Linked DNA regions of Homo sapiens: region 1 is linked to region 2. Evidence: read pairs that join two places in POLR2A ChIA-PET (ENCODE). Cell type or tissue: PC-9. All regions are shown on one strand.

Region 1 (4,000 bases), 200 kb before region 2:
GTGGATCGCACCTGTGTTTTAGCAAGAAAATTCCAGGAACCATTTGGGCAAGGCTAAGGGATAGCTGCTATCCAGGCAAGAGCTAATTCTGGCAAGTTCAGTGAGGATAAAAAGAAGATAAATTAGAGATGTTTAGGTTGTTGGATTGACAAGATTTAGCAACTTTATGGGTAAAAGGGAAGAAGAAGTAAAAGATGACTTCATGAGCTAGTGAGGGTGACCAGGTAGGTGGCTTTGCCATTATCCAAGACAAAGAAGGCAGGAGAAAAGATGCTAAATGGAGGGGCTTGGAGTGTGTGGGAAAAGAGATTAGGTGTTGATTTTGGGAACTTTTAGGTTTGAGATGCCTGTATGAAATCCAGCGGCAGGTATGTCTAGATAATGGGAACAGTTTTGTTGTTGTCGTGTTTGTTGGTGTTTAAGACGAGGTCTCACTCTGTTGCCCAGGCTGGAGTGCAGTGGCACAATCACAGCTCACTGCAGCCTCGACCTCTCAGGCTCAAGCGATCCTCTTGCCTCAGCCTCCCAAGTAGTTGGGACTACAGGGACATGCTACCACACCTGGCTAATTTTTGTATTTTTTGTAGAGACAGGTGTAAGGTACATGGATGTGCTTTGGTCAAGGAATAGGCCAAGGCGGATATCCAGGCCTGCATGACTTGGAGAGTTTGGCTCGCAAGGGCACCCCTCCACTTGCTATGTAACCTGTTTGTGTAAGTTCATACATGGCCCTGAGCCACTGTTGTCTGTAAAAGATATAACTGCCCTGTTGACACTGTGCATGACAGACATGGCTCTTGGGGCTCGGCTCGGCTCAACATGGCTTAACATGGTGGGCACACTGGTGCCCAGAGAAAGAGAGAGAGAACCAGAGCTGTCCATCCTGCAGACAGACAGATGGGAGCCACAGCATGGCTCGCGCCGGAGCCCAGAGAGAGAAGAAGTTAAGCTGCTGACCCTGAAGGCAAGGGAGAGCCAGCCATGCAACTGCATTGTGAGGGTGGCAGGAGCCGCAGAGCCAGAGCAGACAGCCGAGATAAAGGTGGACAGTATGAGAAAGCTGTTGATGAGAGGTGCTGCTGAATAAAATCATCTTTCACCTGCCTACAGCCCCCCAAGTGTTCTTTCTGCCCATCCACCCACTGCCCTTGGATTCCGCATAGGCTGGACCCAGACCCCAGGATCTGACAACAGGGTTTTGCTGTGTTGCCCAGGCTGGTCTCAAACTCCTGGGATCAAGCAATCTGCCTGCTTCAGCCTCCCAAAGTGCTGGGAATACAGGTGCAAGCCACCGCTCCAGGTCTTTGTTTTTTAAACATGGGAGAAATTATAGGTTGTTTGTATACTGATAGGAATGATCTAGTAAAGAGGGAAAATGTGATGACCCATTAGAGAGAAGGGAGAATTGCTGGAGCCATGGCTTTGAGTATGAGTAGTTGGGAAGGGATAGTGTATCTAATATACCAGTGGAGGGATGGGTCTTAGGTCGAAATACAGACACTTCAGTAGTCACAAATGGGAAGGCAGAATATATGGGCATAGGTACAATTAAGTGGGTAGGTGAGGTATTGGGAGAAGGTTCTCTGCTGATTGCTTTTATTTTCTTAATGAAATGGAAAGCAAGGCCACTAGCTGAGTGTAAGGATGTTGGAGTAGGTGTTGGAGGTTTGAGAAAAGAGAGGAAGGTGTGAAATAATCATCTCAAAGAGTGGGAGAGAGAAATGGAGGGTAAGAACAGTTTCCAGCCATTGACACTTAATAGAGCCCAGCAGTTTTCTAACATGTCATCTAGACCTGAAAGCTAATGGGACATAGAACAGAAGGTTTTTGGCTTTGTTTAGTTCATTTATTTGTTGATGAGGCTGTCTGTCTGAGTTCATGGAAAATGTAGTTACAGCCCAGTGAATTGGGCTCTGAAAATCCAGCGGCCACCCTGAGGGCATGGGAGGCTCCTGAGAAGATGAACATAGAGAAGGAAGAAGAGAGATGGCATCACTGAAAACCTCCACTTCAATTTGCTCAATGCCTGGTTCCCCCTAGTGTTGACTCACCTTGACAAGTGACTACTCGCTGTGTGTCACCTCTGCAAGAGAAAGTCAAATCCTAGCAACTTATAGCCCAGGAAACATTGGTAAGAGATGAAGTCATCTCAGAACCCAAAAGGCAACCAACTGAAAGCAAATTTGGAATTTGAAATATAAATATCATATCAATCACAGTGTGCATAATACTATCACCTTATATTTCTGTGTGCCTTCCGGTATGTTATCTCACACAATGCTCACAACTCTGAAGAGTATCAGGACAGCCTAGAAAGATTCTTGTTTTAAGCTCCACCAGCTCAAGCAAGTCAAATAGCAGGACATGGAACAGCTGGGAACTTAAGCTGTGTGCAAAACCTGTCCAGAGTTCCTGCCATCACATGCTGGGGTTCAGTGCACTTAACTCACTCTAGGGTATATGTACATTGTGCGCACATCTAACTAACAGTGAGAAAAAGTGAGAGAATGAAAGTAACAACTAAACTTAAAACAGATGTAGGGCCTGGCACAGTGGCTCATGCCTGTAATGCCAGCATTTTGTGAGGCCAAGGCAGGTGGATCACGTGAGGTCAGGTGTTCAAGACCAGCCTGGCCAACATGATGAAACCCCGTCTCTACTAAAAATACAAAAAAATTAGTCGGGCATGTTGGCTGGGGCTTGTAATCCCAGTTACTCGGGAGGCTGAGGCAGGAGAATCGCTTGAACCCAAGAGGCAGAGGTTGCAGTGAGCTGAGATCGCACCGTTGCACTCCAACCTGGGTGACGAGCAAAACTCTGTCTCAAAAACAAAAACAAAAAAACAAAGCCAAAACCAGATGTACATGTTGGTTTAAAACTGCAGAAAGGATGTGTAAGTAACTTTAAAGGTTTACTGACCATTAACAAAAATAAAATGCAATATGCAGGTGAACAGTAATGTGGTTAGTACCTGCGGAGGAAGAAATTGAAGAATTAACTGAGGGCCATAGAGACATATTAACTGTTTTTTTTTTTGTTGTTGTTTTTGTTTTTTCCGAGATGGAGTTTTGCTGTGTCACCCAGGCTGGAGTGCAGTGGCGCAGTCTTGGCTTACTGCAACCTCCACCTCCTGGGTTCAAGCAATTTTCCCACCTCAGCCTCACAAGTAGCTGGGGTTATAGGCACACGCCACCACATCTGGCTACTTTTTGTATTTTTCTGGTACAGACATGGTTTCGCCATGTTGGCCAGGCTGGTCTCGAGCTCCTGGCCTTGAGTGATCGCCTGCTTTGGCCTCCCAAAGTGCTGGGATTACAGGTGTGAGCCACCACCCAGCCAGAGACACATAAACTTAAAGGAGAATTAGAGGCACTGACAAGAAGCTGTCCCTAGAAGACAAGGATGATGGAAACATGAAATGGCATGCAATTAGAATTTTCATAAATTTGCTAATGTGTTACAAGCAGCAAAATAATAATAATAATAATGAATGATTTTCTGAAATTTTTTTTAAATAAAGTCTCAAAATGGGCAAATTGAGGGAATTTTCAAGAGAACCTTTGGCCATATCAGTTCTTACAAGTGCTGTTGGTTGTCTGCCCGGATTCTCTCTACCAGGCTCGTGCACCCATCTCCTAGCTGATGCTTACTTACATCTGCATCTTTGTGGGAAGATTTACCTTGGCTGACAGGAGCTACTTTGCCCAGAAATGCCTAAGAAATTACACACACTGCCTCCACCCCACCTCTTCCAGGGTCATCCTACTGGTATACAGGCCCCCTTGCCTCTGGATGAGACAAACTTTGGAGCAATTTATGCTCCAGGCAGAGCTTTCTGCAGAATCAGGCTGAGGTAAGAGTTCTTTTTTTCGTTCTTGCTCAGCATCTTCTTCTGATCTGCTTCCCTTAATCCCTTTCAGGTTTCTCCCAAGGGCACTCTTCAATAAATCACTTACGTAAGCATCCCTGTCTCAGGCTATGCTTTTAGGAACCTGCCTTA
Region 2 (4,000 bases):
CTGTTTTCCATAAAAATTTAGGTGTAGCAGAGATAGAAATTGTTTATAATGCGATTTAACTTTAATAAAACATCAAACTAAATATAATTTTTTTCTTTTTTCTGGTATTATCTTAATTAAAAAAAAATCAGAAAAGTTCCTGCTAGTTTTTCACATTTAGTAGAAATATGACTATTTAAAATAGTAGCTTAATATAATTTTATACCATCACTCTACTAGTAGATAACTGTCAGATGCAAATGCCCTTAAAAATCAGCCTGTGCTTGTGAAAGAACAAGAGTTGATAGAAAGAAAATCTGAACTTATTTCAGTTTTTACCCCTCCCAAATTTTTTTCTCACTGAAAATAAAATCATGATAGGTGCAGGCAGATGATTCAGTTACCAGCTAGGAAGAAATGAAAAAATGAGAGGGTAATAAAACACAAATAAACATACACAGGGCAGGAACAGTACAAATTTGGTACATTAGAATTCCAAGGAAAAGTTTTCAAAAAACTATTTGCAAAGGTTTCAAAGCAAAAAGCAAAATTGTTAGATAATTCACCTGGCCTATTAGGATAATATGTAGTGCTGCTTGAGTTCTACAATCAAATTTGTAATATCTGGAATTAGGGACTCTTCACACCTCACATACCTAAAAGCTTTTTCTCAGATCATTCTCATGTTAAAATAAGATTAAGACACAAAATGTAGGTCAAGGTCAAAGAAAGTTTGTTATTTCAGCTTACAAACCTTTCTGTCTTTCCCCAAAAGCAATTTGGGATTATTTTCCTCCTTTTTTTTCTGCATTTCATCATAAATACTGTCATATTCATACACAGTAGCATCTTCTGCAAGGGCCTTCTGGATTTCCAGTTTGGTCTTAAAAAAAAATTAAACATGTTTCAAAAATATGAGCCAGCCAATAGATACAACAAAGTCTATGCTTTTTGAGAATGGTTCATAAATTGAAAATATATCATAAAAATTACAATCACATTTTTAGATAGGAAATACAAATAAACTCTGGAGCCAGGCTGCCTGGGTATGAATGCTGGCTCTACACTTACTAATTACTCCGGGCAAGTTTGTTTGTAATCTTTTGGTACCTTAATTTCCTCATCTAGAAGAGAAAGAATAATGACTATATTTACATTCTAAGCTGTTATAATTAAATGACTAAACTTAAAACAGAGCCTGATAGAGAATAAGTATTCAATAAACATCAACTATTATTATCATTTATTCATTTGTATATAATTATACCCATCAAAAGGTCAAAAGGTACGATGGAAACACCTAACCTTGGTTTTGAGAGGCCTGTATTATATATTAAACTTTCATTATCATTTTTAGAGTTGTTAAACATAAAGTCTCTGCCTTTATCATGTTCCTTCCATCTCAAATGATGTTTTTTTCTCCTCTTTCAAGCGATCAAAATCTTACCCAGTGTTTCAGGGCCAGCCCTACTTCTTCTATGAGCCCATTTCTGAGGCCTCTAACCCCCAATGATCTTTCTTCTAAACTCTGAGGAACATTCTATTCTGCAATATTTACACTAGATTTTTTTTTTTTTTAAAGCGATGGGGTCTCGCTCTGTCGCACTGGCTGGAGTGCCAGTGGTGTGATCTTGGCTCACTGCAACCTCTGCCTCCCAGGCTTCAAGTGATCCTCTCACTTCAGCCACCCAAGTAGCTGGGACTACAGGCGTGTGCCACCATGCCTGGCTAATTTTTATATGTTTTGTAGAGACAGAGTTTCACCATGTTGCTCAGGCTGGTCTTGAACTCCTGGGCTCAAATGATCCACCCACCTCAGCGCCCCCCAAAGTGCTGGAATTACATGCGTGAGCCACCATGCCAGGCATGGGCGTTTTTACTTCCTGTTTTACAAATCTTAGCCTTTTGCCCCCGGTTGTAAATTCCTGAGGTACAGAGTCTACACACTTTGATTTTTTCCTCAATTGCTAGATTGGCTAATGTAGAACCCAAGAGGGATCCTTTTTAAGTGATAGGATGATATAATTATTCAAAAGAATCTATCTGATAGACTAGGGTTTTTACATACCAACATTTAAACTCTGAATAATGCACATGCTAACTGAAAAACTTTTTTTCTAGAATATTGTTTAAAATATTAAGAAATTCATTTTTTTCACTTCTCAACCTTTAGAAAGTGAAAGATTCTCCTGCCTAGATGTTGAATTGGCACTCCTGCTCACTCCCCAAAACCAGCCTGGATAACACAAAGAGGGAAACATGGAATCTAAGAAATAATCACCACTACAATAACAAAAAGCAAGGAAAAAGGGAGACTGAGGGCTGTTTTTTTTTTGGGGGGGGGGGGACGAAGTCTTGCACTGTTGTCCTGGCTGGTGTGCAGTGGTAGGATCTTGGCTCGCTGCAACCTCCGCCTCCTGGGTTCAAGCGATTCCCCTGCCTCAGCCTCCTGAGTAGCTAGGATTACAGGCACCTGCTACCATGCCTGGCTAATTTTTTGTATTTTTAGTAGAGACGGAGTTTCACTATGTTGGTCAAGCTGTTCTCGAACTCCTGACCTCGTGATCTACCCACCTTGGCCTTCCAAAGTACAGGGATTACATGCATGAGCCACTGCACCCGGCCAGGGCTGTTTTAAACTGATGACATGCCTTTGTATATGTTGGGAGGAGAGCTGTAGGGGAGCACTTGAGTAGATATGTTACTATTAACTATGTTGCAACATAAATAAAGCAAAAATTGAACAGATATTCAAGGAAAAATAGACAAATCCATAATCACAGTGGGAGATTTAACATATGCCTCTCAGTAACAGAACAGACAAAACAAAACAAAACAAAACAAAACAACAACAACAACAAAAAAAAACAGTATGAATATATATGGATTAACACAACTGGCCCAATGGACACATAGAGAACATTTTCTTTTTTCTTTTTTTTTGGGGGGGGGGTTCGGAGTCTTGCTCTGTTGCCTAGCCTGGAGTGCAGTGGCACCATCTTGGCTCACTGCAACCTCCACCTCCTGTGTTCAAGTGACTCTCCTGCCTCAGCCTCCTGAGTAGCTGGGACTACAGGTGCACACCACCATGCCCGGCTAATTTTTGTATCAATACAGAACATTTTCAAACACAGAGGAAATATTTATAAAAACTGACTATATACTGGACCATAAAGTAAACCTCTACAGGTTTTAAAGGAATGAAACAATACAGTGCAGTGTCTTGGAATCCAAAATAATCATGTTAGGGACTGGGTGTGGCAACTCATGCCTGTAATCCCAACACTTTGGGGGGCGAAGACGGGCGGATCTCCTGAGGTGAAGAGAGCGCCTGGCCATCTAAAAATATAAAAATTAGCCAGGTGTGGTGATGCACACCTGAAATCCCAGCTATCAGGAGGCTAAGGCAGAAAAATCGCTTGAATCCAGGAGGTGGAGGTTGCAGTGAGCTGAGATCGTGCCGCTGCACTCCAGCCTAGGTACAGAGCAAGACTCCATCTCAAAAACAAAAACAAAAACAAAACAAAACAAAACAAAACAAAAAACCCCAAAAAACAAACAAGCAAAAAACCAAAGTAATCACATTAGGAATGAATAACAAAAAGGTAATCAAAAACCTCCGTTATGTTCAGAAATTAATAATAGATGGGTCAAACAAGAAATCATAATGCAAATCAGAAAATGTTTTGCATGAAACAACAAAAATACTGCCTATCAAAATCTGTAAGATACAGCTACAGAAGTACTTAGAGGGAAACATATAGCCTTAAATGCATATATTAGAAAAGAGAACAGAAAACAGAGCTATGCAGCAATCTCAAAAAGTTAGAAAAATAACAAAATAAACCCAAAGAAAACAGAATGAAGAACACACTGATCTGTCAGGACAGAAAATGAAGTAGAAACAAACAAAATGTATATAGTATCATATTAGCTCATTGTATAAGGCTCGCCAAACCTTGGTATTATCAGACTTTTTCAATCTAGATAATTGCAGCGAAAGAAAAGGAAACCATCCTAT

Evidence for each region. Peaks named below come from ENCODE experiments on the same cell type or tissue, not always from the same donor. Only the 100,000 strongest peaks of a DNase experiment are listed, where the experiment ranks them.
Region 1: POLR2A ChIA-PET joins it to region 2 with 5 read pairs; 5 of 35 experiments call an interaction of 5 or more read pairs at or near these places.

The regions. Positions count from the first base shown.
Region 1 is chr17:30,370,985-30,374,984 of GRCh38, reverse strand. No RefSeq gene overlaps it. Among named protein-coding and RNA genes, the nearest start is that of CPD, 5.9 kb to the left of the region's middle. In PC-9, no CTCF peak of the experiment used is centred here; a DNase peak (open chromatin) is centred at 2,074; H3K27ac peaks cover 2,484 bases.
Region 2 is chr17:30,174,933-30,178,932 of GRCh38, reverse strand. NSRP1 (nuclear speckle splicing regulatory protein 1) reads right to left here. Exons shown (of 7, transcript NM_032141.4): 4 at 734-862. Among named protein-coding and RNA genes, the nearest start is that of SLC6A4, 59 kb to the left of the region's middle. In PC-9, no CTCF peak of the experiment used is centred here; no DNase peak of the experiment used is centred here.